Linked DNA regions of Homo sapiens: region 1 is linked to region 2. A link is an interaction called in ENCODE POLR2A ChIA-PET data of the cell type or tissue named here. Cell type or tissue: A673. All regions are shown on one strand. Links, peaks and the distances in the headings refer to the core of each region. The heading gives the core; the rest is flanking DNA.

Region 1 (7,546 bases), core at 3,547-7,546, 170 kb before region 2:
GTGTGTTGGAGGCAGGGTGTGTATTGCTTAATTTGAATGTTTTTGATGAGCTAATATGTTCATACAAGTCAAAACTTTAAAAAACACAAAAGTGAAAAATCTCCCTTCCACCCTGGCCCTCCTTCCACCCCTTCCACCCTACCTCACGGCCAACCCAATTTTCTTCCCTAAAAGCAACTGATACTATCAATTTCTTGTGTGCCCTTTCAGAATTTTGTTTTCCTTTTCTTTGAGATGGAGTCTCACTCTGTTTCCTAAGCTGGAGTACAGTGGCGCGATTTCGGCTCACTGCAACCTCCACCTCCCAGATTCAAGTCATTTTCCTGCCTCAGCCTCCCCGTAGCTGGGACTACAGGTGTGTGTCAGCGCGCCAGCTAATTTTTGTATTTTTAATAGAGACGGGGTTTCACCATGTTGGCCAGGCTGGTCTTGAACTCCTGACTTCTAGCGATCCGCCTGCCTCGGCCTCCCAAAGTGCTGGGAATACAGGCGTGAGCCACCATGCCCGGCCCCTTTCAGACATATTTAATGCATATAAAATTAATTCTTCTTTGCCTTTCAAATGTACCTATTGTTTTCTAATTCTTTATTTTCATTTAGTTTGCCTCCTTTTCTTATTCCTCTCACTATCTCTCATTGAGTTTCCACAGTATGTGTTCCCCTTTTACTGCTTCAGATTTGAGGCTTCATTTTTTAAGAGTGAAGGTTGGATAGTTTTCTTTTTTTCTTTCACTTCTTCCCCAAGCTCTGGCAGCTCAGGATTCATTTCCTCCCACTGTTTCATTACCTCTTCCCTCATCTCTCATGTGCGTGTTTTCTTTGTGGGGGAAATTACTTTGCTATGTTTTCTTAATTTTCTCGTTAAAATTGTCATCTGCTCCATGACAATGTTTTTTGATGAATCTTCTTTACCTGCTGTTTGCTGTTTGCTTTTTCTTTTTTCCTCCTTTGTTTCTTGTCAAAACTTTGTATATATTACTCATTATTGAAGAAGGTAATGTTTTTTCTTCCCCGTGGACCTCAGGTGTGAGAGAGGCCAAGATTGTCTTCCAGGTTGGCTAAATTTTCCTTATGACCCAGGGTTGATGTAAATTCACTGAGCCTTGAATTCTTTCCAACCAATGGCAAAGATTCCCCGAGGCAAAGTCTCTCCTCCCCTGTTGCCACAGAAACAGACCATTTCCTACAACTATGGCTTGTCTGAGTCCTGAGCCAGCAGAGCTCAGGCCACAGCACCTGCACCCGTTTTCTGCTGCTGCACACAAGGGCTCTGTGCATTCCGCATCCAGGTGTGCCCCTCCTCTTCTGGAGGATTCTTTTTCAGGCTGTCCCAGAGACTTTGCAGCACAGCATCCTTGCTCTATTTCTTCCTGCAACATCTCTGCTGAAGCTCTATTGCTTTTGGCAACTCTTCCGTCTATTTTGTGGTTTAGGTGTCTCCTACTTTTACTAAAAATGGAATTTGTGTTTTTATCGCTCAAGTCCTTTTTGCTTTTGGATTACTTCCAGAAAATGAAGGGAGGGTTACTAACTTTATGCCATCTTCAAACCAGAAGATCTTAGATTAGTAAGATCATGTTGGCCATGGCATGGAGAATGGGCTGGAGGTGGAGAGACTGGAGGTTGGAAGTCCAGTTAGGAGATTGCTCCTGCGCTGGGGAGTTGGTGTTAGGACAGAAGATCCAAGACGCGTTTCAGAGGTAACTGCTGAATCTTACTGGCTGGTTAGATGTGTGTTTGGGAGTGGGGGTGGATCAGGAAGAAACGGGATATTTCAGGGCTGGCTGCTGGAGGCTGCTTGCGATGTAACGTGGAGCTGGGCTTCCTGCCTGTTCTGCAGCTTCCTGCCACATTCCAGGCTGCATCTGTGTGGCTGGGCCCTCTGGGAAGGTCATAGGGAGTCCTAATGGGACAATGAGCTTCCCAGCCGTTCCCTTGAAGGTCCCTTGCAGATATCTGGATGAAACTCTTGGCTGGTGGAAACTTTCAAGAAGGCCTGAGGCAGTCAGAAGCCAAGTTGTGGTTTCAAAATTACCGGCCTATTCTCCAAGTCTCCCTGATGATGAGATCTCAAGATAAAAACAAGAAAACTGGGCGCAAAATGCTCTGTGGAACTGTTGATATCCCAGGGTTTCCTGCCAAGTCCTGGCTAAGGAACACAGGGAGGGAAAGGGGACCTAACAGAGGTCATAGAACCCACTCTCTGCCTCCATAGAGGCTTTCCAGGTCATCCAAACTACGAAAATTGAACAGAGAGCTTTCTCTCTCAGATTCTCCAGAGGGGGGAGACTCAGATTCTTTTCTTTAATCAGTCTGTAATAAGTCCTGAGTACTGGCTTTTTCCCCCCCTTAATGTACAACCAGGGTTGAGAACTGAGGGCTACACAATCTCAGAGATGATCAGAATTCAAAGTTAGGAATGTGCTGGCTCCACGTCTGTCCACTCTTGTGCAGTAACACAGCTGCCTGCCTGTGTCCAGGATGAAATGTCTTCAGTTCTGTTCCCTGGGATAGACTGACAGCTGTGGAAACAATGACCCAGATACTGTGTCTCCTCCTAGGATATGTTTCTTGACTCCGCTTATGTGGTTACTGCCAAACCTGGCCTCAGTGCCTTCTACACACAGTTTTGAAAACCAGGGCAATATTTCCAATCATCTAACAGAAGCTGCTCCTTATCAGTGATGTCTTTGGAAAGTTACCAGCAATTACTAAGCTAGCTATTGGGAAATCTTAAGGATTTATTTTAGCAAGAATAATATGAGGTCTTCTGGTCTGTAAGGACCTCTGTTCCTAAAATCACAGAACCACGGCTGTGCTCTACAATGTAATAGTATGAATTCATTTGCAAGCGTGCTCAGATAAGATAGAGTCTTTAGGGAGTTTTAAAAAAACTTGGGGGGCAGTGCTTATGATATTGTGAAAAACAAACACAAAAACTGTAATTTCGTGTACGTTAAAAATATGTGATCAAGTGAAAAGAGACTTCTTACCCTGCCTTCCCCAGGATTCCACACCCACCACTATTTCCTTTCTGAGTGATTACAAGAGTCGGTAACTTGAGTACAATATGCTGTTTTGTCAAGTTAATAAAGGATATCTTGTCATCTGACCTTGGACAGAGAGGATGTAAATGTTCTCTTGGGCTAATAAGGTCAGAGTGTTTGCTCACAGGAAATAGAGTTATGAGTAGAGTAATAGGAGGAATATCAATTTCTTATGTGGGCCAAATATTATTTCTGTAGTTGTATTTTCTTTCCTGGAAAAGATTAGTTTTTAGAGGATGAGATATGTTTTATTTTAGACGAGTGCTTCATTGAGTGAAGCAGCTACAGTTTAAGCAGAAGTCCTCCTTTCCCCACCTCCTGCCTTGCACCTCAGGGAGCCCCTTCTCCCCACACCTTTCTTCTCAGAGATCTCACCTCTTCTCTCCTGAAGCAGTAGCTACTGAGGAGAAAGAGGTGAAAAGCTAGAGAGGCAACAGGAAGAGGGGAGATGGGGAAGAGATCCATGCAGGAGACCTTGTGTGGGTCCGTGGGACTTCATGAGATACCTGCCTCCACCCTCCCATTTCCCCCAATAGGACTCCAATTCTGTGAGGCCTGAAGACAGTCTCCTTTTCTTTTTCTCTTTCTTTCCTTTCCTTTCTTTTCTTTCTTCTTCTTCTTGTTCTTTTTTTTTTTTTGACGGAGTCTCACTTTGTTGCCCAGGCTAGAGTGCAGTGGCACAATCTCGACTCACTGCAACCTCCGCCTCCTGGGTTCAAGCGATTCTCCTGCCTCAGACTCTCAAGTAGCTGGGATTACAGGCACCCACCACCACACCCAGCTAATTTTTGTATTTTTAGTAGAAACAGGGTTTCACCATATTGACCAGGCTGGTCTCAAACTCCTGGCCTCAAGTGATCTGCCCACCTTGGCCTCCCAAAGTGCTGAGATTACAGGTATGAGCTACCACACCTGGCCCACTCTCTTGTTTTCATTCAATGACAAAGTGAAACCTCCCTTAAGGTCTGAGTTACTGCAGAGGAAGGCTTTCCGGCTGCCTCCTTGGTTGGGGTGAGCCAAAGCAGCTCCGTCATTGGCAGCCACTGGGTATGGGAAGCAGCCATCCATTAAGGGACAAGCTACCTGGAGGTAGGGAGGCTGATCTCCTAACGCACCCTCCCTAGAAAACTGCAGAAAGAAGCCTACTGCAGGAGTTGCAAATATATATGCATAGAATAAAGACTAGGAGAAAAATAGTCTAAAATATTAAGCATGCTTCCCTCTGGGTAGCTGAATTGTGGATATCATATTTTCTTGCTTCTTTAAATTGTCAAACTTTCAGTAATAGGAAGTATGAGCTATTTTTATAATCAGGAGGGGAAAAGGTTCCCTGGCCAACTCAGGGAGGACATAAGGCTGGAGGTTTCGGAGTAAGAGGCCAGAGGCAGATTCACAGGGGTGAGGACACAGTGGCAGTGAACATCTCAGACTGGACGGGACCTTGAGAGGTCATCTAGCCCATCCTCCTGCCTTCCGGATGTATCTGAATAAGACCAATATCTGAACCCTCTCCCCCCACCATGTCAGAACTGCTCCTTGCCTTCCTTGCCCTTCCACTCCCAGCAGAATGCCAAAAGAGGTTTGACTTCGTGCTAATTATTCTTACTTCTTTCCTGCTTTCAGTGTTCTGCTAAATAGAAAATAGGGCACTAATGGCTGGATGGAAAATAGGGCATGATCTTCCCACAAAGTCTTTGCTCAACCACCTGCCTATAGCCAGTGTCCTCTTGGAAAGCCCAGTCATCCAAGGAAAGAGAAGTCAAGCTGAGTCCCAGGGAGGGGGAGACCTTGGGGAAGAGGACCTCAGGGAAGAGGAAGAACAGGAGAGCATTTCTACAGGAATGTGCAAGGAGAGCTGGGGCCTGCAGAGAAGCACTGACTCCTTGTCTTCTTTTTTCCTTCCTTCCTTCCTTCCTTCCTTCTTTCCCCTTCCTTCCTTCTTTCCCGTTCCTTCCTTCCCTCCCTCCTTCCTTCCTTCCTTTCTCCTTCCTTCCTTCCTTCCTTCCTTCTTTCCTTCCTTCCTTCCTTCCTTCCTTCCTTCCTCTTTCCCTCTCTAATCACATATGAAGTGCTGTGCCAGGCAGATTGTGTAAGATAAAACAACAACAAAGCTTGAGATGTGGTCTCTGGCTTCCAGGAGCCTATAGCCTGGTGAGGAGGTACCACCCAGCTGCGAGAGTTAATTTTCTGGCACAGGTACTTGATTTTCATAAATTGCCCTCATGCCAGATATATGTGTTGGGGGCAGGGAGAGGATAAGAAACAAACCTTGTGATGTGATAACCTTGAAGAGCAGGGATGTCACTTTTTAGGAGGCTTAAATCACACCAAGTGTAGAAGGTTCCAGACTTTCAGAGGTGAGGGGACAGCTACAATTTGCAGCAATACTACCAACCCTTCCCCCAACATACCCTTCTCCCCTTCTTCCCTGAAAAATGATCCCCAAATATGTCCATGTCCTAATCCCTGGAATTTATGAATATGATAACTTACATGCCAAAAGTGTCTTTGCTATTGTGATTAAATTAAAGGTGTTGAGATGGGGAGGTTGCCCTGGATTATCTGGGTGGGCCCAGTGTAATCACAAGGGTCCTTATAAGAGGGAGCTAGGAGGCTCAGAGAAGACATGAGGGTGTAAACAGAGGTCACACAGGGAAGAAAAGGCCACTTTGCTGCTGCTTTTGAAGACGGAGGAGGTGACCACAAACCAAGGTGGTCTGTATAAGCTGGAAAAGGCTCCCCAGAGCCACCAGGGGAATGCAGCCCTGCCCACCCACTTTAGAGCTCTGACCTCCTGAACTGTAAGACAATAAATGAGTTGTTTAAAGCCACTAAGTTTGTGGTAATTTGTCACAGTAGCAGTAGGTAGCTCATACAGTCTTCTCTTCTCCTCTCTGTGATCCTTGTGTGGCTAAAAAGGAGAAATGCTAATATTTATTAGAAGTTACAGCAGTGAAAAACAGAGAAAACGTATTTCTAACATATAAACTTGACCACAAACTTATTAATTTACAAAAAGTTTGATAAGAAAACAACCAAATGCCAAATTTTTAAATGAGCAAAGAATATGAACACGTAGAGTTCAGGAAAAGAACAGTGGATTGCTTTGTGCTAAAATGGGAAGCTTCTCTCACACATGTTAGAGTGAAAGGAGTGAGCTGCAGAATACCCAGGGGGTACTCTCTCCATTCATGTCAAAAACAAAATAGAGTCATATCTATAGGATTTTACACGCTCGTTTTTGCTGGAAAGAATCACAAGAAAATATTAGCAAAGATTGCCTTTGGGAGAGGAATAGAGGGGAATGGTATTTAATTTTTAAAACTTTCCTGATGTTTGAATTTTTTAACCTTATACTTGGGTTTGTTAATGTCAACAAAAGCTATCTGACCAGGGAGATTTTGACTCATTTTTTTTTGTGTTTTTCTTGGTGCCTCTTTGTCTTTAAAAAAAAAAAAAATCCAATTAGCATTATATAAGGTGGGTCACACAGGGAGAAATCTTCCAGAGTCTACCATGGCATATACTATATGCACTAAAATTCTTGCAAACAGGAAGACTGGGCTGTCCTGTGAGGTTACTATTCAAGCTTTAACGGGGGGCCAGTGTCAAAAGAAGTATGACAAATCCCCAGCCCTCTATAGTCCTGGTTTCTCTCAGGATGGTTACCAAGGCCCTCGGAGCTAAAGATGATTGTGTCACCAGCCTGGTACCTCTAGGGCTTTGGGGAGAACAGATCTGCATCAGGAGGGGAAAAGGGGTTTGTCACTCACTAACCATTCAACGTTGGGTAAGTAGGGACTTTTCTAGGCTTTTGTCTGCATCTGGCAAAATGGGAGTGGTGAGGGTGTTTGTTCTCAGGGTTACTATGAGGCTTAAATAAGATCATGCTGTGGGATGCCCAGCATGGCCACGGGCCCAAGCCAGAACATGACAAAACCAAGTCTTCTCCTCCTTTCTTATGTTTATTTCTAAGCCTGTCGAGGACTGAAGGAGGCCCTTGTTCAGCAGAAGAGAGGTAAGAGCAAGTCTTTGTCTATAAAAACCCAGAAGCCTGATACAGAAGAGCAAAAACACACAGCCACAGGTCTATTCCCACATATGTGTGTTTGCCACCGGTTTGCCCTCTCTACCGAGTCACAGAAGAATATTAAAGTTTGTGAGCCCTTTAAAGCCAAACAGGCACATTTTTCCTTCTCCCCGACGGACATTTTAATGTCACTGCAGTAGCTGAAGTCTTAGGTGTCGTTAACCCACGTGCCTACCTCCCATGACCAGGGTGGGGGAAGAACAAGCACGCTTTGTTCCCGAAGCACCGGTTGCGACGTGCTGGTTTTCTGAGAGCAGTTGGACTTTTAGTTGCTCCAGGTGGTAACTGGGGTCAAATGCACTGAGCTTAAGGGAAAAGCTGAACATTTGGAATCCCAAAATGTGGAGATTCAAAGGCTCTTTAAGAATCCTTTCCTCTGATGGACAGTGCCTGTCAGGAGCTGTCCTGC
Region 2 (4,000 bases), core at 1-4,000:
TATCAAGTCCATTGTTGAATTTCCCAGTCCAGAACCAAGTTTCACATCTGGTTGTTATGTCCCTAAGTCTCTTAAAAAAACACACACAAAACAGCCCCCTCCTTTTTTATTTTCATATCACTTATTGAGTTGAGGAGACAGGACCAGCTGTCCTGCAGGATGTCTCACCTTCTAGAAGTGTCTGGTTGCTTCCTCCTTTAACTTGTTCCTCTATCCCTTGTATTTCCTGTTAACCAGAGATTAAATTTTATGTCCTGAGAGATCCAAGTGAAACATTTTGGGCTGGAATGTATGGTAAGTGATATATTTTTTATTATGACTTATCAGGAGACAGCTTCTGGATGGGTCACAATTAAGGAGACTAAAGTTGACCACTGAATTAGGGTATGACTATCTGATCTTTTCACTGTCAAGTTTAATCTTTTTCTTCTTTCAACTAGAAAATAACATATTTGGTGTTACTTTGCACAGTATGAATCTCTAGGTCATGGCAAACGTATACCTGCATTTAACACTTGCCTGAATCTGTAATATCATGAGGGATTACATAATGCTAATTTTCTTATTTTTTAAAAAAATTTACTTCTTATTATTAGATAGGCTTTTGCACAACAGAGTATTTTATTTACTAGGGTTTTTGATTTGTTCTGAAATATGGCTGCTCCTACAAAGACAAGTAAATAATTTTTTTCACTCAGTTGCCAATTTTTGTCAGCTTAGAAGATTAGGTAAGTTTTTTGCTGGCTTTCTCCTTTTTAAATATTATTGCAGATTCGTGGATTTTTATTGCTTCGTTGTGTTTCAGTCTACTTCACTCATAATTCTTACAAATTTGACTAATAGGAAAGAGGACCTTTTAGACTGATTCCTGTGTCTTTTTGCCATGATGTTATATATTTATGGAAATGTTTAAACAAAAGTATATAGTGAGTGGTATACTGAACTTCCAATATATCTGTCACTCTCAGTTTTAGCAATTAGCAATAATTTTCTAATTTTATCTGTCTCCTGCTGCTTTTTTGACACCCTTGATTTTTATTTCATTGGTAGTGGAAAGTTTGTTTTCTGGTGTGGCAAGGTGTCCCATCCCTAGACCTGGAATTACTCATTTCTTTAAGAAGCCCTGATTGTCTTTAGTAACGAATGGCATCAGACAATAAAACCTGGACATAAGGATTATTGGAAGTTTTTAAATTTGATTTTTCTTTATTTTCCCATCGTGTGCTTCAACATATTGGTAGCTGTGTTAGTTTGTTCTTGCATTGCTGTAAAGGAATACCTGAGACTGGGTAATTTATTTTTAAAAAAAAAGAGGCTTAAAATTGGCTCACAATTCTGCAGGCTATACAAACATGGTGCCAGCATCCACTCAGCTTCTGGGGAGGCCTCAGGGAGCTTTTACTCATGGCAGAAGGCAAAGCTGGAGCAAGCAGGTCACATGGCCAGGGCAGGAGCCAAGGGAGTGTGGGCAATGCTTTTAAGCAATCAGATCTCACGCAAACTCATTCATCATCAAGGGGATGGCGCTAAGCCATTCAAGAGGGATGCACCCCCATGATCCAAACACCTCCCCCTAGACCCCACCTCCAACACTGAACATTACATTTCAACATGAGATTTGGGTGGGGACAAATGCCCAAACTATATCAGTAGCCTTGTTCCATAAGCAGGGTTGCAGGCATGCGAGTAGTGGAGGAAGGGCACTTCTCAAAGATAGGATAAAAAGCTTTATATTTCTATATTAGTTGGTCAAAATGTAAGGCGTAGCTGACAGATTACTCAGCTGTTGACATGTAAGTGCTTTTAATGAAGGATTTAAAAAAAAAAATAAACACCATTTAGTGTTATCAGTTTGCCCCCACTGCAATATAAGGAAATCCTCAATTTATATGACTTCTTAAGTTTTGTTTGTTACACACTTTGGTTTCTCATAGTAATAATGCAGATGATGAATTATTCTCAGTTAATAGGGTTAAAAATGTATTATTGGGTTTCCACTTCTTAAAATCTGTATTCACCTCCTTTCCCTTCTGATGCCCCAGCAAAATAAAATGTTTAAAAATGAGAAATGAAGAAGCCAGTAACAGTAAATAGGAGGACTACCCAAGGATGATAGTTGAACAGATTTCCAGATCTCTAGTTGAGTACCAGTAGGCCCAACTATACCCTCTTCTCCCCTCCTCATACCTCTTTCACCCCTACACTTGAATACAGATAGCTGGCAAGAATCCCAGGCAAACACTAGGCAGATTTTCTTTACAGAGCATGAGAAAGACGAAGGCTTCTAAAGTGTGTGCTGTGTTCGTGTAACAAAAGAGAAAACACCATCTTCTTTCTGGCATTTGAAAGGTCTGCTGGCTCCCCACCCACTCACCCTGTGGGAACACTGCCAGTCAGCTTATGTCCAGCCCACACAGAGCTCCCTCTTTTTATCCCCTCCAGGGGAACAATCTAGCCAAAATCAGACTATCTTCAAAATAACACAGGAAATCTATGTTGGCTAATGAGTCATTCTCCCTTAAATGTGAATGAGTAACCGAAGATCACCAGGCATGGTGGGAAAAACTAATGGCATGAAAGACTAAATAACCAGGAAAATGGCCAGTGGAAAAAGTAAAACTAATAAGAAAGAACTTTATTTTAAAAAAAGAAGAATAAATCATCTAATATATTCAGAGATCCAAGAAGATACTACATCTATTAAACAAGAATAGGAGGACACAAGTTTTTAGATTGAAAGGGCACACCAAGCACTGAAATAGAGAATCAAACATGGTACTGTGACACATCTCAAAACTGCAGAATTCCTAGGATAAACAAAGATCCCGGAAGAAATCACACACATAGTAACAAGTAACAGACTGAAATCAAACCCCTTATGAATAACTTTTAATGATTTAAGACAGTAAAGTATTGCCTACAACATTTTAGAAAGAAAATAATATGCAACCATGGATTCTACAACCTGCCAAACTATTAATCAAGGGTGAGAGCAGAATACAGTTGTTTTCAGACACTGAAGGGTGCAAAGTTTGCCTTCCATTGGAAGTAAAAGAAATGAATGAATTACACATTCACCATCAACTTCTTGAGAAACGGAAGTTTAGCATTTGATTTTTTTTAATATATCATTGCTGCCAAAAGGGTTGAGGGGAAAATGAGAAGGGGGGATTAAAAACGATAAAATTAGTTGTTGATTCACACCATACAATAAATTACAGAGCTCCTGTGGCAAACGGCAGTTAAACTACTCCCTTTACTCTCAGCAGGCTGAAATGTATCATACATTATATGTATAACTATCCATAATTTCCCATGTTTCCCAATCATCCCAGCAAAAAGTAACCCAGGACTACTTGCATTGCAATCACAACAGGCTCATACACCATATGGCCAGAAGAAGCAACAGCATCACATTTTCCTCCCATCAGGACTGGAATGACATGATCTGACTTAAATTTAAGAGCATCATTCTGACTGCTGTGTTAAGAATAGACTTGAGGGTGGAGTAGTAGGGTAAGCGTAGAAGGAGAGAGACCAGTTTGAATATAACTGCTGTGTTCCAGGTGAAAGATGACAGTGATTCTGACAGGGTAGTAACAATGTAGTTGGTGAAAAGAGGTCAGATTCTGGGTATAATTTGAAGGTAGAACCAACAGAATTTCCTGACTTATGGGATATTGAGTGAATAAGAAAGGGTCAAGATTTTTAGTCTGAGCAGTAGGAAGGGTGGAACAGATTGAGGAAAAGATTGGGAGTTAAGTTTTGGATGTTATTTCAGAAATCTATTTGACCTCCAAATAAAGATATATGTATTGGATATACGTATCTGCAGCTCTGAAGAAAGACCTGGCCTGGCGAGAGAATTTGGGGATAGTCAGCCTTGTATTTAAAGGCATGAGGTTGGGTGAGATCAAAGTGAATAGACTGAATAGAGATAAAGAAGTTCAAAAGACTGGGGCCCTAAGGTACTCTAACATTTAAGAATTAGGGAGATGAA

The links. ChIA-PET counts read pairs that join two places held together with the same protein. Peaks named below come from ENCODE experiments on the same cell type or tissue, not always from the same donor. Only the 100,000 strongest peaks of a DNase experiment are listed, where the experiment ranks them.
Region 1: POLR2A ChIA-PET joins it to region 2 with 5 read pairs; 2 of 35 experiments call an interaction of 5 or more read pairs at or near these places.

Annotation. Positions count from the first base shown.
Region 1 is chr15:69,079,677-69,087,222 of GRCh38, forward strand. It overlaps EWSAT1 (Ewing sarcoma associated transcript 1), which reads left to right and starts at 1,174. Exons shown (of 4, transcript NR_026949.1): 1 at 1,174-1,700. RefSeq lists an enhancer at 6,668-7,262. In A673, for the core only: no CTCF peak of the experiment used is centred there; DNase peaks (open chromatin) are centred at 4,855 and 5,145; H3K4me3 peaks cover 841 bases; H3K27ac peaks cover 4,000 bases.
Region 2 is chr15:69,250,958-69,254,957 of GRCh38, forward strand. The region is part of intron 2 of GLCE (glucuronic acid epimerase); the gene reads left to right. Among named protein-coding and RNA genes, the nearest start is that of PAQR5-DT, 46 kb to the right of the region's middle. In A673, for the core only: no CTCF peak of the experiment used is centred there; a DNase peak (open chromatin) is centred at 2,404; H3K27ac peaks cover 1,826 bases.